Linked DNA regions of Homo sapiens: region 1 is linked to region 2. The links are chromatin loops, found by intact Hi-C in ENCODE. Cell type or tissue: prostate gland. All regions are shown on one strand. Each heading gives the region's core, and the rest is flanking DNA. Links, peaks and the distances in the headings are about the cores only.

Region 1 (12,076 bases), core at 3,757-11,756, 45 kb after region 2:
TTTTTTGGGCTGGGCGCGGTGGCTCACGCCTGTAATCCCAGCACTTGGGGAGGCCGAGGCAGGCAAATCATGAGGCCAGGAGTTTGAGACCAGCCTGGCCAATATGGTGAAACCCCGTCTCCACAAAAAATACCAAAATTAGCCAGGCGTGGTGACGCACACCCATAGTCCCAGCTACTCAGGAGGCTGAGGCAGAAGAATTGCTTTAACCTGGGAAGCGGAGGTTGCAGTGAACCCAGATCGTGCCGCTGCACTCCAGCCTGGGCGACAGAGCGAGACTCCATCTCAAAAAGAAAAAAAAAAAAGTAACCTATGTTTTTTATGTAATCCAAAACAATTGATGCTAGTTGTGTGGGGATTTTTTGGTTTTGAGACAGTGTCTTGCTCTATTGCCCACACTGGAGTGCAGTGGTGCAATCACAGCTCATTGCAGCCTCGACCTCCTAGGCTCAATCAGTCTTCCTACCTCAGCCTCCTGAGTGGCTGGGACCGCAGGTGTGCACCACCACACCCAGCTAATTTTTATGTTTTTAGCAGAGACAGAGTTTCACTGTGTTGGCCAGGCTCGTCTCAAACTTGTTCCCTTAAGTGATCGGCTCGTCTTGGCCCCCGAAAGTGTTGGGATTACAGGCCTGAGCCACCACACCCAGCCTAGTTATATTTTCGGTGTGTATTTTGGAACATATGAGTCATCAATTCCATTGCAAAACTGATAAATTTTAGACTTTTTTGCTTTTAGAATAGCATCTGAAAGTAATTTAGAGGACTGTGCCTGTAATCTTTTGGTTATATTATCTTGGATTTATTGTCAGAGACTCTTCTTGGGTTTAACTGGTTGATAATTGAGAGATTACTCCTATCAGAGTGCCCAATTACAATCAATGCCTCTTTTGGGACCTTTGGTCAGGTTATTATAGCCAGGTCCTCTTTACATTTTAAACTCTTGGATGGAAGTACAGTATCAATTATTTTAAAAGGTCATGTTATATTCCTAGCAAGTAGTATTTGGGGGAATTCTCTTGTACAGTGATAAGTGCTATTAAGGCTCTTCAAAGGTTTGCATTCACCTTTGAGACCAGCCTGAGCATTTTTATTTTTTATTTTACAAAAAATAAAAAAATTAGCTGGGCCTGGTGGCGAGCGCCTGTGGCCCCAGCTACTTAGGAGGCCAAGGAGCAGGATTGCTTGAGCCCAGGAGGTTAAGGCTGCAGTGAGCTGGTTCAAATAGCATGCCTGAGAGTTAGACTTGATTGCTCAGAATCTTCTGAGGTGAATATATTGATGAAGGTTAATCCATGTGTCATGAATAGTCTTTTAAGTAATCTTATTACAGTGATAGAAATACAAGATAAGACTTGTCCTTTCTCTATAAATGTTGTGATGTGCTATTCAGTCACTTTTTTTTTGAAATGCAGATTTGAAATCGTTGGCTATGGATGTTCAATTTGTGTGGGAAATACAGCACCCTTATCAGACGCAGTTTTAAATGCAGTAAAACAGGTAAAATGTGTGGATTGGCAAGACATCTAAATGATTTTCTTAACTATGTTTTGTTACTAAATTATAGAAAATATATATTGATGTGTTTATATTTCTGTAAACTCTGCACCTCTTGGCAATAGTAACCTGTGAATCTTTAAATGATTCAATGAATCATTTGTAGATCCTTGAAATAATTCCTTCATAATACAAGGAATTGATTTAGTTTATTTGCAAGATGCATAGTTCTATATTTAAAAATTAGTAATATGTTTTTTGGTTAATCTCGCCCTCAGACTTTAAGATTGCTTATATATGATTATCCAGATTTGTACCATCTCTAGAATTGAATTTATTTGTTTGTGTGTTTGTGTTTTTTTCAGGGTGATTTGGTTACCTGTGGAATTTTATCTGGAAACAAAAATTTTGAAGGTCGTCTTTGTGATTGTGTTCGTGCCAATTATCTTGCCTCTCCACCCTTAGTGGTAGCTTATGCCATAGCAGGCACAGTGAATATAGATTTCCAGACAGAACCTTTAGGTATCTTTTCCTTTATGTATATGTATACCTACACATACTTTTCCCAATGGAAGTCGTTATATTTTTGAAATGTTTCTTAGACCATCTATTCTTTGAATTATTTCAGGAAGACGTATGATAATGTATAGTTATTAATTTCTGTGTTTATGTGAAGAAAATAAAATGTACAGGTAATTAGTTCTTCCAGCCGCTTAAGCCTGAAGCACCCTGTTGAATCATTTACTTGATTTCCATGATATGTCTTTGAAAAGGTATGAACATTTTCAGAGTTATTTTTTTACTGAGTATCATGTTCAAAAATTTTAACCAGGTACTGACCCCACCGGCAAGAACATTTACCTGCATGATATTTGGCCTAGTCGAGAAGAAGTTCATCGAGTAGAGGAAGAACATGTTATACTATCCATGTTTAAAGCATTAAAAGATAAAATAGAAGTAAGAGTCTTATGTGTTTCTTAAATAGTTTAATCAATTTGCAGTGTTCTTTTATTTCATATATCTTCTGAATAGAATAAAAATTAAAATTACATTATTTTGAATACAGTTTTTAATGTGTAATAGTAAGTTTGTATCTGGAATCTGTAGTTAAAAAGAAAATGGCGGCTGGGCACAGTGGCTCACGCCTGTAATCCCGACACTTTGGGAGGCTGAAGCAGGTTGATCACGTGAGGTCCGGAGCTCAAGACCAGCCTGACCAACATGGAGAAACCGCATCTCTACTAAAAATACAAAACAATTAGCCAGGCTTGGTGGCGCATGCCTGTAATCCCAGCTACTCAGGAGGCTGAGGCAGGAGAATCACTTGAACCTGGGAGGCGGAGGTTGCGGTGATCCGAGATCGCGCCACTGCACTCCAGCCTGGGCAACAAGAGTGCAACTCTGTCTCAAAAAAAAAAAAAAAAGAAAGAAAATGTCTTAGAGGATCAGAATTCATTAGTGTTGATTGGATGATCTGTGCAGCAAACCACCATGGCACACATTTACCTATGTAACAAACCTGCACATCCCGCATATGTACCCCAGAAGTTAAAATAACAGTTGAGGGGGGAAAAGAAAGAATTGATTAGGTGTTCAGAATACATCATTGAACAAAACACAAAATTCTCCTGGGGAGAGGCAAATAAGCTGTAAAGAGAATAATTAGCTAAATTATGCAATATTTATTATTTTTTATTATTTATTTTTTGGTGTTTTTTGGGAGATGGCACCCCACTCTGTCACCCAGGCTGGAGTGCAGTGGCCTGAAGCAGCTCACTGCAGCCTTAACCTCCTGGACTCAAGCAATCCTGCTCCTCAGCCTCCTGAGTAGCTGGGGCCACAGGCGCTCACCATCAGGCCCAGCTAATTTTTTATTTTTTGTAAAATAAAAAATAAAAAATGCTCAGGCTGGTCTCAAACTCCTGGACTCAAGTGATCCGCCCACCTCAGCCTCCCAAAGTGTTGGGTTTACAGGCGTGAGCCACTGTGCCTGGCCTAAGAAATGGTGAGATTTTTGGCTGTAGTTTGAAGGCGTTGATGTGGAACAAATACATTGAAAAAGCAGAGGTTTTTCTCCATTATAACATTCTTAGACATTAACAGCATACCTCATACATGCTTAATCTCTCTGTAGCAACATATAGAAATCTTTCTAAATTCTTTAACTTTTTTGGACTCTGTGAAGTCTTTATGTTCTGTTTATATTGAAACTTGCCCCTTGGAGTGTTCCTGAACATCTGGTATGCTAGAATTTGAGGAGCAAATTTTTAATCATTCTGTCCAAAAACATCATGATTTTTTAGAACACACTGTTTTGGCTGGGCATGGTGGCTAATGCCTATAATCCCAACCCTCAGGGAGGCCAAGGCCCACGTATCGCTTGAGCTCAGGAGTTTAAGACCAGCCTGGGCAAAAATAAAAATTTAAAATTTTTTAAAAAAAAGAAAAGAATACACTCTTAATTTTCTTTCCAAATGGATAAGGCCTATTTTTGTTGTTGTTGTTGTGACCTAAGTACTATTTTATTCCCTTGATCATTTTCATGCGCCTCTTTTTCTGAGTCCTTTTATCTTTGCTTTGGTTCATCAACGAAAACTGTATTCACAGATGGGGAATAAACGGTGGAATTCCTTAGAAGCACCGGATTCAGTTTTGTTTCCATGGGACTTAAAGTCTACTTATATCAGATGCCCTTCATTTTTTGATAAACTTGTAAGTACTGTTTTACTATTTGATCTTTTAAAGATTGTTATAAACTAAGAAGTCTTGTAAAGAGTTAAATGCCTTGAACTTTTACCTTCTAGACCAAAGAGCCAATTGCACTCCAGGCTATTGAAAATGCCCATGTCTTATTATATTTGGGAGACTCTGTCACAACAGATCATATATCACCTGCAGGAAGTATCGCTAGGAATAGTGCTGCCGCTAAGTATTTGACAAACAGAGGGTATGTGTACATGGCTTTAGAGTGTTTTTGTTTTTTCTTGTTTCTTACTGATTAAGAGGCTTCTATTGGTCTTGTTCCTTTTTTCCAGTAAATACATGCTATCGTAGGTAATCTGACTGCCAATGTGTTTGTCTTAAGCAAGAATGGAGAGTGGCGGGGTGGGGAGGCGGGGGGTACCTTCTGTACTTGTCTTTGCTTGTGACTTTAGAAAATGAAATTGCAATTTTAAATTGAGCCCTTATAGTCTAAATAAACAGCTGATTGGAAATAAGATTTTTCTTTTTCAGTGCTACTTTATTGAAAAGTCAGCTTGGTTTTACCTACCAAATGAAGCCTGCTCATTTGGTTAAAACCAGCTTCCCATTATTGGAGTAAGGAATTTAAATGTGTATTTTATGGGCTATAACATGTACGTGTGTGAGGCTGGGAATGATATGTACAAATCAAAAGACAATGAATTTCTGCTTCATGAGCCTAAAATTTTATAGGAACAATAAACGTAAAGGCCATTTATATTGGAGATATAAATTTAAAACTGGTAAGATTTCATTTCTACATGATTAATCATGTAGAGTTGCCCTGTTATCAAAGGACTGTTTTGACAATAGAGACAAAGTTTTGTTAAAAGCAGGATTTGTAGTACTGCTACCTGATTAGCTTATTGGATGCTTGTTTGATGCTTGAGTAATTAAAATGACAAGCTTTTTCATTGAAATTTATTTATTTATGTATGTATTTATTTATGTATTTATTTTTGAGACAGACTCACTCTGTCACCCAGGCTGGAGTGCAGTGGTGTGATCTCAGCTCACTGCCACCTCTGCATCCCGGGTTCAAGCAATTCTCCTACCTCAGCCTCCCAACTAGCTGGGATTACAGGCACGCGCCACCATGCCCAGCAAGTTTTTATATTTTTAGTAGAGACAGGGTTTCACCATGTTGGTCAGGCTGGTATCAAACTCCTGACCAAGTGATCCGCCCACCTCGGCCCCCCAAATTGCTGGGATTACAGGCATGAGCAACCGTGCCCAGCCAAAATGTCAATGTAGCTTGTGTTGACATGTGATAATATTGCACAGCTTTTATTATAAAGTGGTGAGAAATAAGTTTCCTTTCCTGTAAATATTTTTTTGGTTGTGATTTCCATCTTCATCATAATTGTGACATACCTCCAAAAAAGAAAAACAGTCAACACTTCTCTCAAATGTACAATTTTTGTAATTATTATGCCTCCTGATATGTATTTCTTAGCACATTTAATCCAGTAGTGCTCATCAATTAGAATTTTCTAAAAATAAAGACACTCAAACCTCCTACCACTCCCATCCTGAAGTAAAAATTTAAATGCACAAATTTAGAATATTGTTGCCTCTGCATAAAAGACCAAATCAGAGGCTGATAAAAGTCAGTTGTTGATTGTTGAGATACTTATGTTCAGTTATTTTTCCCTAAAAAGTTATATATGGTCACTAATCCAGTAGCAATACCCCCCGCACCCAGATTATGATTTCTAAATACTGTTTCCCACTATAGTGAACCAGTGCTTCATGGAGAAATTATTGATTCCAGATCTGGGACTGGAAAATGTACACAATTTTACCAAAAATTACCAAGATTACCAAAAATAAAATTACAAAGATTACCTGATGGTCACAGACCATCAGGCTTCTGTCTAAAGGTCTCAGGGTCAGGACCAGCTCATTAGCTTGAAAACTGGTAAATAATCAATTCTTTAACCAGCCTTTCATGTATGGAATGTATTTCAGCATAACCAAATCATTGATGAAGGAAAGTTTGTCATTTGTTTGTTTGTTTGTTTTTAGAGACAGGGTCTCACTCTTGCCTGGGCTGAAAGGCAGTGGCACTTGGCCCTCTGCTGCTTGGAACTCGTGGGCTCAAGCACTCCTCCTGTCTCACCCTCCTGAGTAGCTTGGGACTACAGGCTCGCACCGTCATGCCTGGATAATTTTTAATTTTTTGTAGAGATGAGATCTCCCTTTGTTGCACAGGCTGGTCTCCAACACATGGGCTCGAGCATTCCTCCCACTTTGGCCTCCCAGAGTGCTGGTATTGCAGGCAAGAGCCAACATACCTGCTGGAAAGTTTTTCTTTATAGAACTTTTGTACCTAAAAAATGAAGAAGGAATGGGTGAATTATAGTATCACTATTTTACGGTCTCTAATAAGCAATCTAGACCACAATGAGCAATCACTGGTAACATTCCAGGAAAAGACAGTTGGCTATCTTGTGCCTCCTAATAGAAGTACATATGACCTATGAAGCATTGTTGCCAAAAATTAAAAACCCAAATCTTATCAAACCACTGGATCTGACATGTGATTTACAAGAACAGAAGGCAGAAGAACATGTTAAATGATTCATGGAGATGCAGTCAACACAATGTGGGTACAGAAAACTATACAAGTAACTTTATTGCATCAGATAGAGCACAAGCAGGAGGAAGGAGAGGGAACATATACTGTCATTCTTCAGTATAGATGTGGGACTGGTTCCAGGACCACCCATGTATACCCAAATCCACACATACTGAATTCCTACAGTCAGCCTTGCAGAAGCCACATATATGAAAAGTCGTATTTGCAGTTTTCTGCATCCTGTGAATAATATATTTTCTGTCAGTGTTTGGTTGAAAAAAAATCGATGTATAAGTGGACCCACACAACTCAAATTCATGTTTAAAGGTCAACTGTAGATTAAAACACTTGAGATCAACTGAACACATTTATGAACTGCATTTGGATCCTGATTTGAACAAACCAACTTAGTTTGGAAATAATCAGTGACAATATTGACTATCTGATGTTAAGAAATTATTGTGATTTTTTTTTTTTGGTGTAAAGATTTTTTTTTAAGAGTCTACATCTTTTAGTGAAATGTACTGAAAAGTATGCTGTTAAAATTATCTCAGTTTTGCTTCAAAATAATCTAATGGGGTTGACTGTAGAAGAAACGGAGCATCTGTTAAGTTATAGCTTGGTGATAGGCGCATGGACATTCATGGTTTTGTTTTCTTTTGTGTTTGAAATTTTCTGTGATAAAAAAATTTTTCAATAGGTCTTACAGCTCAATAGTATGTGATTATTTTCCACATGTAATGAAAACTGACTTTCATTACTTTCTTGTAGCCTTACCCCTCGTGAATTCAACTCTTACGGAGCTCGAAGAGGTAATGATGCTGTAATGACAAGAGGCACTTTTGCAAATATCAAGCTTTTTAATAAGTTTATTGGAAAACCAGCTCCTAAAACAATTCATTTTCCATCAGGACAGACGGTGAGAATGCAAACAAAGTATTTAGACAATTTATAACTGGATCAAAATTTGTATTAAAAAATTTTGTGTTTGTTTTAATCTACAGCTAGATGTATTTGAGGCTGCAGAGCTGTACCAGAAAGAAGGTATCCCACTGATTATTTTAGCAGGAAAGAAATATGGTTCAGGAAACTCCAGAGACTGGGCTGCCAAAGGACCGTATTTACTGGTATTGAATCTTAAAATTTATCATCTTAAGCTTCAAAGAGTTTTAACTGTTCCCTTTTGTCAGTAACATCCTGTCAAAGTTTATCTGGATTTTTTATAGTTATTTGAACCTTATAGGTATAGAGGGTTTTGTTTGTTTGTTTATTTCAGTGATCTTTGGTAATATTTTGTACTCATCTAGTTAGTATCATTTTAATACTCTGAGTTTGGTAAAACCTACATCAGTCTTATGTGAAGAAGTCAGTATAATAGAGGGAAAGGAAATTCTGTTTTAAACTATTGTTTTATAATTATTTATACCTATTGATCATTTTTTTTGGTTTTTTAGTTTTGAGACCATGTCCTTGTCACCCAGACTGGAGTGCAGTGGCGCAATCACTGCTTGCTGCAGCCATGACCTCCCAGGTGCAATCAGTTCTCCTGCCTCAGCCTCCCAAGTAGCTGGGACTACGCCATGAGTTACCACACCTGGCCAATTTTTGTATTGTTTGTAGAGATCGGATCTCTCTATTTTGCTCAGGCTGATCTTGAACTCCTGGGCTCAAGTGATCCTCCCGCTGTGGCCTCCCAGGGTGCTGGGATTACAGGCTTGAGCCATGTGCCCGGCCCCCACTGTTAATTTTACTTGCCTCCTTTTGATTTAATTTTCTCCGATTTGCCCCATCAGTGGGTAAAAGACTCAGAAGTAGTAGGCCAAGTTGCACCTTTTTTCCCCCTAAATAGGAGATTGTGGTGCCTGGCTGTCTGCCAGGAGGACATTTCTCCTGAGACTGTTTCCTTGTTGCAGAGCAAATAGGCCATCTGCTGGGGGGGAATAGTCATGTGACATGTGCTTTTTGCCATTTCATACTCACAGATGCTTCTCTTTACAATTGTAGCTGTAAAAAGGCTGGCTGAAACACAGATACCATGCAGGCCTCATTCTTATTTTAATCTTTAATATCTCCTTTAAAATGTAAATACTCTGAGGGGCTGTGGGAATAAAACAAAATCTCATCCTTCTAAGATACTAATTATAAGTATTATTATGAGTATTAATGATAGGTATAGGTTATTTTTATCCTGGAAATTGTTTTAGTGTTTGTTTTTGATGTTGGAAGCTTTCCTTATATGGCAGGTGATGCTTGGCCCTCCATTTGTTAGACATTAAAAAACTGATTACAAGCCATGGATGGGGGCTGGGTTGTGTCAGTTACTGGGCCTTACTATAGGTGACTGGGTGATAAGCTACCTTTTTCATTAAGCGATTCTATATGTCATTATCTGTATTTTCTCTGAGGCCATTCAGTTTCTTGAAGGAAAGAGACTCGTTCAGTATGTAGACATCTACTTAGTCCCCTGTTTTCAATCTGGTATTCTCAAGCCCCTGTGCCCAGTGTTTGTCAGTTTAGAGAATGTATTCTCTTCCTTATTTCTGCTATAACAAAAAATGAGTAAAAATTTGTAAAAAATGAGTAAAAAAGAACAAAAATTGGTCCTCAGGTGGTAAAAAAAATTCTACTTTTTGCACATAAAGTACAGATAAGAGTACATTAAAAGATACACAGCATCTTTGTGGTACTAAAATTTTGGAGAGAAGGGAGGTGAACAGGAAGACACAATTTGGGGGAAAAAAGTCTTAAAAGACTCCTTAGGTAGACAGTGGAGAAAAAAGTTGAAAAACACAAGTCTAGAGCCTTTGGCTCATTTTTTCCAGAGAATAAACCTCTACTCTTGTGGAGTGGGGATTGAGCTGGATCTTACTGCTTTGTATGGCCTTGTAACCTGTGTCCACGAGTATTCTGAGAACCTCATGCCTCTGAATCTCAATCCTTTTCCTGGGTCTTGTGTTGCACATTAACTCAGACCTTACTGGTATCACTCTCTAATTTCATTTTATCATTCTGCGGTTTCAGCATTGTCTTCTAAATCACTTACCTATCTCTGTTTTCTAAATATTCATAGAATTCTCTCATCCTATTCCCTTTGTTGCTGTGGGCTTATACCCTCTTCATTATTGTTGTTACTTATTTGTATTTTTTGGAGACAGGGTCTCACTCTGTCGTCCAGGCTGGAATGCAGTGGCATGATCTCAGCTCCCTGCAACCTCCACTTACAACCTCAAGTGACTCTCCTGCCTCAGCCTCCATAGTAGCTGAGATTACAGGTGTGCACCACCATGTCCAGCTAATTTTTCTGTTTTTAGATAGAGATGGAGTTTCACCATGTTGGCCAGGCTGGTCTCAAACTCCTGGCTTCAAGTGATCTGCCCACCTCGGCCTCCCATAGTGCTGGCATTACAGGTGTGAGCCACTGCATCCAGCCTATTCTTGTTACTTTTTATTGTATTTTTTATTTTTATGTTTTGTAGAGACAGGGTCTCACTATATTGCCCAGGCTGGTCTCAAACTCCCGGCCTCAAATAATCCTTCTGCCTCAGCCTCCAAAGTACTGGGATTATAAGCATATAAGCCACTGCGCCTGGCCCTATATACCTTCTTTATTCCTTTATTTTAGTGGCATTTCAAGAGTGTTGAAAACATATGTTAGATCTGGCATGTTTAAATAGAAATCCTTCTGAGCCCTACTTTGGGGTCAAGGGAGCCGGCCCATTTATAGAGCTCTTATGATGTGGTAGGCAGCGGCAGTACTTAACCCTAGAGCAGCAGAAAGGGATCCGAATAATTTAGAGAGCTCCATAAAAATTCAGAAAAATAATCTGTAAGAAGGTTCTGTAAATACTTTGATAAAATATTGATTCAGTATGAGATATTAGACTAAAAGTATTTAGAGAAAGGCCAAAGTAGATTTTTGCCCCCTTTAAATGCTCAATAAATAACTTTCAGAAGTGATTAGAGGGAATAAAATGCACATTTATTACAGGGTGTGAAAGCTGTTTTGGCCGAAAGTTATGAAAAAATACACAAAGATCATTTGATTGGAATTGGCATAGCTCCACTTCAGTTCCTTCCAGGAGAAAATGCAGATTCCTTGGGCCTCTCCGGTAGAGAAACATTTTCTTTAACATTTCCTGAAGAACTGTCTCCTGGAATTACATTGAATATACAGGTATCTCTAAATTTTTCAAATATATGATTATGCACTCAAATGTTTATGAATTATTGAATAAGAATCAATTGCTGTAAATTATATACTAATGTCACTTAATGAATGTTAAGTTGCCATTTAAGATGACTCTCTCTTCCATACTTAGATCTAGCTATGTTAATAGTTCATGTTCTCTGAGGAAAAGTGGAAAGAACTGGGTGCTTATACCAGAAAAAAAGAACACATGAAGGGGAATCTTGACTTCCACTTAACAAGTGTCAGCTTTCTTTTCATGGTGGTCATTTTTTTGCTGTCCTGATCTAATTTTAACCGAGGCATACATACCACTCCAAAGAGAGCAAAGTTGAGCGTTCAAAGTTAGAGCAAAACAGACTTTACAACTAAGAAAAAAGGGGAAAGAGTAGGAGTTACTGATTACATGCAATCAATATTTGGTGTAAAATGAATGTGAGTAGTGAGTATAACTTCCCCAATTAATAAGTCAAAATCTAAATGCAGCTATTTTTCTACTTAACTATGAAGCCCATGGTCAGGTATCTCAGGTGTTTTTCAAGCAGCAGCAAAGTTTCAGGCAATCAGAATATAAGAAATTAGAACCAAGATAAATCAGACAGAATCTGTGGCAAGTATAGTCATTAAATATGAAGACAAATGGTCTTAACCATCAAGTAGCACCTGGAAGATTTACTTGCTCACATGAGATGTTTTTGCTCCTTTCAAGACAAGCACTGGAAAAGTATTCAGCGTGATTGCTTCGTTTGAAGATGATGTGGAAATAACATTATACAAACATGGAGGATTATTAAACTTTGTGGCACGAAAATTCTCATAGTATCTACTTACCATAGATACCTTTCATAACTGGTAACTGCAAAGCCTTTTGTGCTGGACCCAGGAATCCTTACCATGGAGCAGCAGATAGTCCCAGTATACTCACTTATCTCATCCATGGATGTAAATGATGATGAATCAACATAGTAACTGAAATGAAATCTTCTTGATTTTAAATAATATACGAATGGTGCTATTAATATTGCTAAAATCAACGTGTGAAGTGTGTTGTGGAAGAGACCTGTAAGTAT
Region 2 (12,841 bases), core at 2,715-10,714:
TTTCCCTGGGAAATAAGCTGTCATGGGAATTTGTACATAACTGTACAGAGTACATGTGTACTTAACATAATTCCAGAATTACCAGTTTTTATAACCATGATAAAAGCCCTCTCCAGGGGCTTTTGCCTCTTTGGCCAAAGTATCAGTGGCCACTCTTAGCTTCAAGAAGGCTGAAAGATGGAATAATCAAGGTCTTCTCTTACTCATGGGGGATATGTTCCAAGACCCTCAGTAGACACCGGAGACTATGGGTACTACCAAACCGTGTATGTACTGTTTGGTATATATTTTTTTCTATACATACATAGCTATGATAAAACTTAATTTATAAATGAGGCACAGTAGAGATTAATAATAACTAATAATAAAATAGAACAGTTATAACAATGTACTGTAATAAAAGTTATGTGAATATGGTCTTTCTCTTTCAAAGTATCTTATTGTGCTGTTCTGCAGGTAACTGAAACCACAGAAAGCCAAACCATAGATAAGATGGGGTACTGTATTTTACCTTTACATCTTTTACAATAGAGAAAGGAAAGGGAGAAGTGGTTGGGAGTGGGTGGTGAGTGAACCAGCCTAATCTATCTGCGTTACCAACCTGATGCCTTCTCTTATTCTGACTTTAGATAGAGTTCAACACAGATTATTTGATTTCTGCTTTTTTACTGCCATTTTATCCTTTTGCTTCCCAAATTTATACTCAGGGTATCTCTATGGAAGTGGGCACATCTTAGACATTGATTACATTTTGATCTTGTATGATTTTGCTTGTGGGGAATCTCCTTTGTTTTTTTATTTTTTGTGGGGTTTTTTTTGTTTTTTGTTTTATTTTGTTTTGTTTTTTTGAGACAGAGGCTCGCTCTGTTACCTAGGCTGGAGTGCAGTGGCATGATCTTGGTTCATTGCCACCTCCATCTCCAGGGTTCAAACGATTCTCGTGCCTCAGCCTCCCAAGTAGCTGGGACTACAGGTGTGTGCCACCACATCCGGCTGATTTTTTATTTTTAGTAGAGATGGAGTTTCGCCATATTAACAAGGCTGGTCTCAAACTCCTGACCTCAAGCAGTCCTCCTGCCTTGGCCTCCCAAAGTGCTGGGATTATAGGCGTGAACCACTGCACGCAGCCAGTTGTGGGGAATCTCTTTAATATTCTGGAGCTGGCTGTCTGGCACTCCCAATGTGCTGACTAGAAACATGTCAAAATCTAGGTAGTCTCAAAATGTAGATTTTGAGTAACTCTTTAAAAAAAAAAATTATAAAGATGGAGTTTTACTGTCAACCTGGCTGGAGTGCTCTGACATGATGATAGCTCACTGGAGCCTTGAACTCCTGAGCTCAGGAGATCCTCCCACCTCACCCTCTCAAGTAGCTGATTTGGGTGACTCTCTTAAGTAGATCTCTGAATTTGAAACTATTGCTATTTTTAAGGAGTGGAGAAATCAGTGGTGTCTCCATGTATGATGGAGGACAGTTAACATCAGAGAATTAGAATGAACAGCATAATGGAAACATGAATGACTATGTTGAATGAAGGGGAAGATGGTGGAGAGACTGGCCTGGCTGGAGTGAAAGGTAGTTTTGAGAGAGTACCTGTTACTGGGCAACAGGGCCTCTGGTGGTGTAAAGCCCCCAGGCACCCTTTATCTCAGGTCATCTTATTCACCCTTTCTTTTGTCCTTCCTGTCTGCTTGCCTTTTTAACCACAGTACTGCTTAGTCCTCCAGTAGAGCCGGGACTTAGTGTCCAAATCCTACCTTGCAGCCTTTGGAAGAAAATCCTGTATTTAATTTTTTAGGAGAGTTTTTATCATTTAGAAGAATCACAAAAAGACAAGAACATTGCAGATGGTACAGAAAGTCTCATTTTTATGTGTATACAAAAATATATGTAAATATGCTACTTTTAATAAAAATAAAGTATATGTTGTTTTGTAACCCTTTTTTTCACTTAATATATCATGAACATCTTTCCATGTCATTGAATACAGGTATCCCTTGCTATCTGAATCTACTTGGTTTCTGAGTCAGGGAGCTTGAGTTCAGGTAGAAAGGGATACCTGTACTTCTCTGTGGCTTCTAATAGCTGCACAATATTGCCTGTATGAATGCATTGTGGTTTAGTTAACAGACCTTTGAATATTGAGGCTGATAGTAACTTTTCTCTATTTATAAATAAACTTTGTATGTGCTAATACTTACATTTTTGTGCAAACTTATCATTATATAGAATTGTTGGATTGAAAGTATGTTATTTCCTCCACCCCATCACACGCTTTTATTTTTATACTTTCACTATTTACTGTTGGTTCCAGTCTTTATTTTTTTTTTTTTTTTTTTGAGACAGAGTCTTGCTGTGTTGCCCAGGCTGGAGTGCAGTGGCACAGTCTCAGTTCATTGCGTCCTCCAACTCCTGGGTTCAAGTGATTCTTCTGCCTCAGCCTCTGGAGTAGCTGGGATTACAGGCCCATGCCTTCACACCCTGCTGATTTTTGTATTTTTAGTAGAGACAGGGTTTCGCCATGCTGGCCAGGCTGGTCTCGGAACTCCTGGCCTCAGGTGATCCACCTGCCTTGGCCTCCCAAAGTGTTGAGATTACAGGCATGAACCACTGCACCCGGTCTGGTTCCAGTCTTTACCTTGGACTAAAAAGAACAAAAACTCACTCAAGTAAAAAATAGGTTGCAGTTTCCAGACATCCAAAGACAAAGGAAGAAAGCATAGTCAAGTTTCAGGGAACCAGAATTTCTAAGCCAGAGGCAGTGTTCTGTTTGTCACTTAAAGGCTGCCTGGTTTCCTTATTTTCTGTTTCTTTTTGAATATCCAGTCTTCCATCTCTACAGCCTACTTCACTTACTCATTTTTGTATAATGCCCAATATGGCCACTGCTGACCATTCTTGTATGTTATGACTGGATTACTAACCGGTTAAGAGTGTACCTCTAGGTGACTCTTTTACTTGTTTTGTTTTGTTTGTTTTGTTTTTTCCCTCAGGGTCTTGCTCTGTTGCCCAGGCTGGAGTGTAGTGGTTCGATCATGGCTCACTGCAGCCTGGACCTCCCGGGCTCAAGTGATCCTCTTTCCTCAGTCTCCCAAGTAGTTGGGACTACAAGCACATGCCATCATGCCTGGCTAAATTTTAAATGTTTTGTAGAGACAGGGTCTCCCTACATTGCCTAGGCTGGTCTTGAATCCTGGCTTCAAGTGATCCTTCTGCCTCAGCCTCCCAAAGTGCTGGGGTTACAGGTGTGATCCATTGTATCCAGCTCACCTGTTGTTTTAACCTATTTTGACTGCACTTGTCAGGAGTCTATTGCCGGTCTGGTGATCTTGCTGGTAGAGACACAAATCTGTTCATCTTGTCTTTTATGTGGACTCTTGAAAAGACTGGGTTGGGTAAGCAATGTAACAGTTTGCTTGTAATTTGTACACATAGTACATAACTTTCCAAGGATTACCTTTACCTAACATCATCCTACTAGTCCATGTATAGCCATGTGCTCACCAACCCTCCACATTTCAACTTTGTTTTTATTGCCAATTTCTATTCTAGATTAGGCCCTTTTGGTTCCAAGGAACAGACACTAGCTCGAGTGAAGAAGGATTTATTGTAATGATACAGCGCTCCCCAGGCCAATGAAATGTGGCTGTCTCTCAAGAAAATGGTGGTGGCCCAGAATTAAGGAAGTTGTTTATTATTTTCTCTTAGGAGCTTCAGATTTCTGCCCTGTTCCACTCTTCTGCTTCCTCCACTTCACTATAGACAAGCCTCCTCTGCCTGCTCACTTTGTACATGGCCTCAAATGGCAACCTCAGTCCCTAGCTTAGCTCTTAACACCTTTCCAGTTCAGTCTCTCTGTGTCCTGATTACACATTTCTGAGAGGTGAATCTAATTGCCCCAGTGTCTCCTTTCTCACAAGACTTTTGGTCATCAGCCTACCAGGGGATTGGCTTTTGCGTCGCTGCTGTAGCCAAGGAGGCCACAGGCCACCGAGAACTGTAGCAGTTTGGACAGGCACCATGAAGGACATCTGTTGTATAGTGTTAGCAAAGAATGCCAGTTTACATGCTTACCAGTGAATGAGAAGAATATGTGTTTCTGCACCTTCATCAATAGTAGATATTATTTTTCTTGTTGGCTCAATTTCTGTCAGTGAATGAAGAGAAGAAAAAAAACTTTCTTCTACATTAAATTGGGGGGTTTATTGTGAAGATTTGAAGGAAATAAGGAAATTGAGGGGATCTGAGTGCGTGGTCAGATCAGACTCTTTGTTCCCTTCAGTAGGCATGCATAGAACCCATGATTCTGGCTTAGCTGATTTTCCCTATTTCTGCTTTCCTTTCTTTTTCTTTTCTTTCTTTCTTTTTTTTTTTTTTTGAGACAGGATCTCTCTTTGTTACTCAAGCTGGGGTACAGTGATGCAGTCATAGTTCACTGCATCTTCAACCTCCTGGACTCAGGCAATCCTCCCATCTCAGCCTCCCACTACAAGAAGACACCACTACACCTGGCTAATTTTTTTTTTTTTTTTGAGACGGACTCTTGCTCTGTCACCCAGGCTGGAATGCAGTGGCACCGTCTCGGCTCACTGCAACCTCCGCCTACCAGGTTCAAGCAATTCTCCTGCCTCAGCCTCCTGAGTAGCTGGGATTACAGGTGCGTGCCACCATACCTGGCTGATTTTTGTATTTTTAGTAGAGATGGCATTTCACCATGTTGGCTAGGCTGGTCTCAAACTCCTGACCTCAGATGATCCACCTGCCTCGGCCTCCCAAAGTGCTGGGAGTACAGGCGTGAGCCACCACTCCCGCTCTGATTTTTTTTTTATCTTTTATAGAGACGGGAGTCTCCTGAACTCCTGACCTCAAGCAGTCTTCCTGCCTTGGCCTCCCAGTGTGCTAGGATTACAGGCGTGAGCCACCATGCCCGGCCCATTATTCTGCTTTTCTTTTTCTCTTGGTTCTTTTTTGTTTCCATCTGTTTTCTGCCTTCTCCCTAAGTCAAGTTCAAGGTATCACAGAACGAGGCTGAGGCAGCCTATTGGACATGACATTTGTGCTTGGCGAACTCCCTGTGCCACTGGCCAGACTGTAAATTGGTTGTCTGTTGGAAGGCTGGCTCCAGGTCCCAGCTATTCATGCCAGGATGGCAAGGCTACACAGAGCCCACCAGCAATTGGTATAGAAGGAACTTTTTAGAAAGAGGGCTGTGGTATAGGCATTCTGAGGACGTGCCAGTACAGGTGAAAAAACAAAATCTTATGCAGGAATCTGTTTTGTTTTCTGCTTCCTCAGACTCTCTCAATGGCAATGTATGTATGTATGTATGTATATATTTATTTATTTGAGACAGAGTCTTGCTCTGTCATCCCAGCTGGAGTGCAGTGGCATGATCTCAGCTCACTGTGACCTCTGTCTCCTAAGTTGAAGTGATTCTCGTGCCTCAGCCACCCAAGTAGCTGGGATTACAGGTGCACGCCACCACGCCCGGCTGATTTCTATATTTTTAGTAGAGATGCGGTTTCACCATGTTGGCCAGGCTGGTCTCGAGCTCCTGGCCTCATGTGATCTCCCTGCCTCAGCTTCCCAAAGTGCTGGGATTACAGCCGTGAGCCATCACGCCGGGCCCAATGGCAATATATTTTAAAAGAGAGAAAAAAAAGGTCAGAATTTATTTATTTATTTGAAGAAATAAGGTCTTGTTCTGTGGAGGTCAGACTTTGTTTATTGGAAATCAGCCCTATCCCGCCTGGTTCTGGTTAGAGACAGAAACACTTACTTGACTCTAGTCAGACATAGGCATGGGTTAGTCCTGTTGCCAGGCCTGATGGGATTACAGGGCCTTCTAGAACAGCTTCCTTATCTTTTCTCCAGGCCCCTAGCCTTCAGCAGGGTTAGCTTTACCCTGTAGCTATGCTGGCTGGTTTCTGCTCTGGTGTCCTAGCCCCCTTTCCCAGTCTGGACTCCAAAGATGGAATCTCTTTGAGGGCTTTTGGCAGGCCTAGAGAACCTGTGGCTTCAGAGTCTTTCCCCCTTCCTTCAGGCTGATGGGTTTCTCTGTTACATGTAGTTATCTAAAGCCTGCTTACTAGAGTACTAATATTCCCTATGGGTAATTTCTTCACTACTGCTTGAACTTGGAATTTTCCATTTCTGCAAATATCAAAACCCTTTTACTTCAGTGTGCTGCTTCATGATAAGCACGGAAGATAGTTTTAAATCTGTTGTGTACAGATAATACAGATAAGGTTAAAAATCTGAGTAATTTGCCTAAGGTCACAACATATCTTCTAGGTGAGGAAACTTAGTCTTAAACTCATATCTTCTGATTTCAAGACCAACGCCTTTTCTTTCCAATACCATTCTGTTTCCCGGTTTAGTAATGTCAGTAATAAAAAAAATTTTTTTAAGTATTTGTTGAGTATGTATTTACCGTATCCAGTTCTATAAGCTCTGTTATACACTTGGCCAAGGTCCCACAACTAATTACCGTTACCTACTAAGTGGTGGAACAGAAGCATGAACAAAAATCTTGATTCCAAAACCTATGCTTGTAAAAACCTGTTACAGCAGGGGTTGCAAGCTCATGTTTATAGGGATCAGAGAGGCAACGTAAACAAGTGAAATGTTCTGCTGGGAATTGTGTGGCAAACAGGAAGGCACATGTCCTATATAGAGAGGTAGGTGCTTACTAAGTTCCAGCAGAAGTACAAGGTTGGTATTGTAAAGTTTTCTGATTGAAAGACCTGTAGTTTTTTAAATGTTGGCAGTTAAATTTAAAATGTTAAAACTCTGCAGAACAAGCAAAACATGTCTGCAAGCCAGCAGACATGAAACAGAGTTTGTGACCTCTGTACTGAGAGATACACTGTGTTTTCTAATCTTTGCAGCAGCTATTTAGCCTTGAATAGTAGAATCTGCAGTCTTGGGAGCCTTGGTTTGCCTTTCATCGGATGCTTCCCGTATACAAATAGCAGACCTCAGCATTTTTTTTTCAGAGCCGAACCACCTATTGGATCTTCCACTAAGTAACTGATCAAAAGGATATTTATTGTTATCAGCTTATTTTAGAAGTGTGATGACACGAATTACTATACTAAACCAGTTTAAATTACCATCATCCCAGTTCCTCCATGGCGTTTTTAATTACCTGTCCTTAAAGGGTTAGCTTTATGGATTCATAGAATTCTAGAAATTCCTGATTAGAAGAGGCAGACGTAATCCAGTGCATTTTTTTTACTTGTTGCATGAGTCTCTAAACAATATGATTTAATTTATTGAGCTAATATTTATTGAGTACTTGTATATTTCTAGCAAATGAAAGATGGCTAAGATAGCATCTGTGCTAAAGAAAAGACACGGTTTAGTAATGGGGACATACATGGAAAGTATATGTGAAGTACAGTACTATGTTGTAGCAATTTGGGTCCAGTCAGGAGATAGAAACCACATAATAGGTTAAACAGAGGAAGCTTAATATACATAATTATTAACTATGGTAAGAGTAATTGTAATACAGGATAATTGTATATAATACTGTAGGGCTAAGGGAGAATACCCAAGGAAGGACAAACTTGGAAGAGGTTCAGAACTCACTGGAATAGGTGTGGGTTGGCCCACAGATAACAGAGAAGTATATTGGTTTTGGCCAGGTTGGAGCTGGTCTGGAGTTGCTGGGTAGGCAGTAGGCCACCCTCTGGAGTGCAGGCAGGGATCTGATGATCAGGAACTAGTGGTGTGGGCATGCGTTGGGAAAACAGATGCTGGTAGGGGGCAAGAGCCCTTCAGAGCTCATGGGCCATGTCGGGGCTTGTAGAAGGAGTGACAGCTCAATATATGACCCTCGAGGCAGCTTACAGATGTAGTCCACGTGCTGTCAGAGCAGCAGGCCTTCTTTACGGGGGTGCCTCAGTCCAGGTACTGGCACAGGCAGGATGCCTTCAGAGTGTACAGCTATGTAGGAACTCCAGCTCCTAAGTTGAGAGGGCTGTGGTGATATTAACAAATTTGTGTGTGTGTGTGTGTGTGTGTGTGTGTGTGTGTGTGTGTGTGTGTGTATTTTAATATACAATGTAATGGTGTCCACCTTTGGAAGTTCTGCATAACTTGATGAACTCTTATTTCTCAAAGACCAATAATGTAATGAGCAGACTGTAGAAGCTTATTTCATTCAAATCTTGCTCTGTTGCCCAGGCTGGAGTGCAGTGGCTCAATCTCGGCTCACTGCAACCTCCATCTCTTAGGTTCAAGCGATTCTCCTGCCTCAACCTCCCGAGTAGCTGGGATTACAGGCGCCCACCACCACACCTGGCTAATTTTTTGTATTTTTAGTAGTGATGGGATTTCACCATGTTGGCCAGGCTGGTCTCGAACTCCTGACCTCAGATGATCCACCCACCTCGGCCTCCCAAAGTGCTGGGATTACAGGTGTGAGCCACCGTGCTCAGCCTTCATTCACTTTTGAGAAACTTTTTGCCAAATGTACACATTTGAATAACCATAGTTTGTCAGTTCCTTCAAGTGAAAAACTGTTCTTTAAAAAAAAAAAAAGCTTAATTTTAGCTTGCAGCTCAATCATACAAGAGTTTTTCTGCAAGCAACTGATGTACTTTGTTTTCGAGTAGAAATATTGTATAAATATATTTCATTTTTGTCACACAGAATATTAAGACTTGACCTCAGCAGTTGAGATTTAATAAAATTAACAGTTTTTCTGCTTCTTAGGGACATTTTTAAGTGAAACTGGTATTTTGTGTGACAGTAAACAATACGAGTACTACAGGTTGAGTATCCCTAATCTGAAAATCTGAAATCTGAAACTTTTTGAGCACTGACGCTCAAAGGAAATGCTCATTGGAGCACTCTGGATTTTTTTCTTTTTTCTTTTTTTAAGATGGAGTTTCACTCTAGTCTCCCAGGCTGGAGTGCAATGGCACAATCTTGGCTCACTGCAACCTCTGCCTCTAGTTCAAGCGATTCTCCTGCCTCAGCCTTCCTAGTAGCTGGAACTACAGGTGTGAGCCACTGCGTCCAACAGGGTTTCACCATGTTGGTCAGGCTGGTCTCAAACTCCTGACCTTAGGTGATCCACTCGCCTCAACCTCCCAAAGTGCTAGGATTACAGGAGTGAGCCACCACACCTGGTGGATTTTGGATTTTTGGATTAGGGATACTCAACCTGTAGTACAATTTGGTGCCACTGCTTTGAGTCCTGCTAAGGCATCAGCAGTTTAGGACCACATTTCGAAAATCACAGTATAGGGTTGGGGGACCACCTAGGGAACCTAAGTGAGAGATGATGTACTGGTGGTTGGGACTAGATTTAATGGTGATATTGATAGAAGACAAAAAGATGTAGGAGAGAGGCATTGAGGAAAATGCCTCGATGTTTTGGCATAAACATCTGGAAGGATGGTGGTGCTATTTACTGTGCTAGGGAATGGAAGATGAGGTGATGATAAGGGGAAGGGGCAGAGGGGAAATCACTGAGTTCAAGTTTAGGTACTAGTGAAGTTGGGAACATACCAGTATTAAAGTAAACATGTTCACCTCCTGAATCGGGCATGTGGTTTTGGAGCTTAGAAGACAGACTTGGACTACAGAAAATATTTTGGAATTATTAGTGTAGATGTAGTGATAATTGAAGCCATAGGAGCAGTTGTACTCCCTGGAGGAAGCAGTATAGAGTAAGAAAAAAAGTGAGTCTCAATATGAACTCTGAGGAACTCCTACATTTAGATATCAGATAAAGGAGTAGAGGTTAACAAGGAAGATAGGCCTACCTAGAAGTGTTAAGAACTATAAAGGAGGCTTGGCATGGTGACCCACACCTGTAATCTCAGCACTTTGGGAGGCTGAGGCGGGAGGATCTCTTGAGCCCAGGAGTTCGAGACCAGCCTGGGCAACATAGTGAGACCCCCATTTCAATTTTAAAAAAATGAAAAAGAACTATAAAGGATCTAAAATTTTACCTTCCTTGGAAGTTAACAAATTAGCCTGACGTAGTTTCATGTATGTTGGCAGGAGGCACCCAACTCCTGGATCAGAGACAATGGACAGTTTATTACTCACAGCAAAGCATTATCCTTATTAACAGTATTTATGTTGGTTTCCCAAGCTCTAGTTTCTATAGGGTAATGTTGAAGAAGGCCAGGTAACACCTGCACACACAGGTGTTGTGTTACTTACAGAAAAGGAACTGTGGCTTAGGAAACCCAAGTCTTTTATAATGGGTAGTAAGCATGCCTGCTCTTTGCTCCAGAGCAAGACGCTATCGTGTATTTGAAAACTATTCACTATATAGACATATCTGAAAAAATAGTCTGGAACAAAGGTAGTCATTACCTCTGTTCACAAGTCTTGAAGAAATGTGAGATGGGAGACATGGAAAATTGTCTTCCAACAATATGTTAGAAGGAAAACTGGAGGATGGTGCTGTGGAATCCAGTAGAAAGAGTGTTTCAAAAAGGAGGTAATTATTAGCTCTTTTGAATATTGCTACAAGGCTGTTGGGATTCTAGCTAGACCTGCTTCATTCGTGTTTAAGGACAGAAATAATATTGATTAGGGCTAAGGTGAGTGGAAGGTAGAAAAGTGGGCACTTTTAGAGAATTTGAAGGAAGCAGTACTTTTGTTGTCAACTGGGGCTAGGAGCTGTTTAAATGTTGATGGGAAGAAACCAGTTGAATTGCAAACCAGTTTGCAAAAAAAGGAGAGAGGAAATGATTGATGACTCTTGAGTCCTAAAATGGTTAATGGAAATAGGATGCAAAACTCCTATAGAGAAGTTATCATTTAGTAGGAGGAAGTCCGCAGCTCCCTTAACTGGTGAAAGGGTGAATCCAGAGGCAGCAAGGCTTGTGGGTATAGTAGGAGGAAGTTGAGAGGTAGGAACTGTTAGTTTCTATTTATCAGTGAGGTAGGAAACGGGGCTAGGTCCTCTAGAAGATAAATAGAGATTAAATTTTAAGGAGAGTGGATGAAGATAAGAATTAATTGATGTGGAGTGTGGGAAAATAAGCAGATCAGAGAAACATTAGGATTTCGAATAGTGAGGACCTGATTGAGGTTATAATCATGTGTTTACATTAGTGCCAGTTTCTCTGCGTTGATGTTTTAGGAATTTTTTCCTCATTCTTCCTCCTCAACATAAAACTTAAAACCACAACAAATTACCATTCATACCTGTTAGAATGGGTACTGTATAAAAGACAGACAGTGACAAATGTTGGGGAGGATATGGAGAAATGGGAAACCTCATACACTGCTAGTGGGAATGTAAAATAGTGCAGCCACTTTGGGAAACAATTTGGCAGTTTGTTAAAAAGTTAAACATAAATTTACCACGTAGCCCAGCAATATCATTCCTAAGTATCTATCCAAGAAAAATGAAAACATTTATTACACAAAGATTTTCAAATGATCTTAGCAGCATTATTCATAGCCGAAAATTGAAACCAACTTAAATGTCCTGCAGTGGGTGAATGAATAGGCAAAACTTTGGTATACAATGGAATACTATTTGGCAGTAAAAAGAAATTGACTACAGATACTTGCTACAATGTGGATGAACTGTAAAAAGCAGGCTTAGTGAAAAAAATACAGGCATAAGAAACTTTATTTTATGATTTCATTCATATGAAATGCCCAGGAAAGGCATAGAGTAGATTGGTGGTTTCTTGGGTTAGAGAGGAGGGGGAGAGGGATTAACAGTAAATAGGCATGAGAGATCTGTTGGGATGATGAAAATGTTCTAAAACTGATTTATGATGTTGATTGTACAACTTGGTAAACTTACGTTACAAAAATCGCTAAATCATACACTTGGAAAGGATGAATTATAAGATATATACAATATGCCTTAATAAACTTAGGACTTGTTTTATTATTTATTTAGAGACAGGGTCTTACTCTGTCGCCCAGGCTGGAGTGCAGTGGCATGATCACGGCTCACTGCAGCCTTGACCTCCTGGGCTCAAGGGAGCCTCCCGCTTCAGCCTCGTTAGTAGTTAGGATCACAGGTGCACACCACTGTGCCTGATGAATTTTTTATTTTCTTGTAGAGATGATCTTGTTATGTTGCCCAGGTTGTCCGAATTCCTAGGGTCAAGTGATCCTCTTACCTTGGCCTCTCAAAGTGCTGGGATTACAGGCATGAGCCACTGTGCCCAGCCAGTAAAGTTAGTTTTAAAAAAGAGAGAATAGTTCTTAAGCAGGGAGGTGATGTGGAGTGGACCAGCTGCGGGGACGGGGTGAAAAAAGAACAGGATTGGTGTTTTCTTGGGCAAATGGGGTAAAAGAACAAAGAGGAAATAAATGTAGGGTTTGGGGAAGTGAGAGATTGAACCACATTGACCCTAACTGCCTAAGTAAGGAAAGCGTGGATAGGCTGGTGCCAACGAGTAAGGAGAAAGTCCCCACAGTATTGAAGAACAGATGTGGTAAGAGTGGGGATCAGAGAGGTTCTGAAGTTTAGGAAGCTTGCAAGATGGTATAGTTGGAGCACAAGAGCGTATGTAGAGGTGAGATGGGGAGAGTAGGGAGGAAGAAAGGAAATAAATGGGCCTTCCTGAACTTTATACCTGTTTGAAAGTGGGGACGTAGAATTAATATTGTTGAAAAAGCAAACCAAGGCTGGACATAGTGTCTCCTGCCTTTAATCCCAGCACTTTGGAAGGCCAAGGCTGGAGGATTGCTCGAGGCCAGAAGTTGGGAGACCATCCTGGGCAACATAGGAAAATCCCATCTCTATTGAAAAAAAAAAGAAAAAAAGAAAAAAACCAGAGCATATGTCCATTTTTCACATCTGCTAATTTACTCTCTATTGTTGTAACTCTTCTAC

What was found. Hi-C counts contacts between places; a loop is a spot of excess contacts. Peaks named below come from ENCODE experiments on the same cell type or tissue, not always from the same donor. Only the 100,000 strongest peaks of a DNase experiment are listed, where the experiment ranks them.
Region 1: a loop joins it to region 2, with 2.4 times the contacts of the local background. A loop is called at or near these places in 16 of 110 quality-filtered maps.

What each region holds. Positions count from the first base shown.
Region 1 is chr15:78,486,318-78,498,393 of GRCh38, forward strand. IREB2 (iron responsive element binding protein 2) reads left to right here. Exons shown (of 22, transcript NM_004136.4): 14 at 1,416-1,500; 15 at 1,863-2,019; 16 at 2,330-2,454; 17 at 4,105-4,209; 18 at 4,302-4,444; 19 at 7,592-7,739; 20 at 7,825-7,947; 21 at 10,809-10,994; 22 at 11,716-12,076. The coding sequence ends at 11,826. Among named protein-coding and RNA genes, the nearest start is that of HYKK, 15 kb to the right of the region's middle. In prostate gland, for the core only: no CTCF peak of the experiment used is centred there; no DNase peak of the experiment used is centred there.
Region 2 is chr15:78,442,817-78,455,657 of GRCh38, forward strand. The region is part of intron 2 of IREB2 (iron responsive element binding protein 2); the gene reads left to right. Among named protein-coding and RNA genes, the nearest start is that of IREB2, 11 kb to the left of the region's middle. In prostate gland, for the core only: a CTCF peak has its summit at 9,887; DNase peaks (open chromatin) are centred at 5,779 and 6,635; H3K27ac peaks cover 5,575 bases.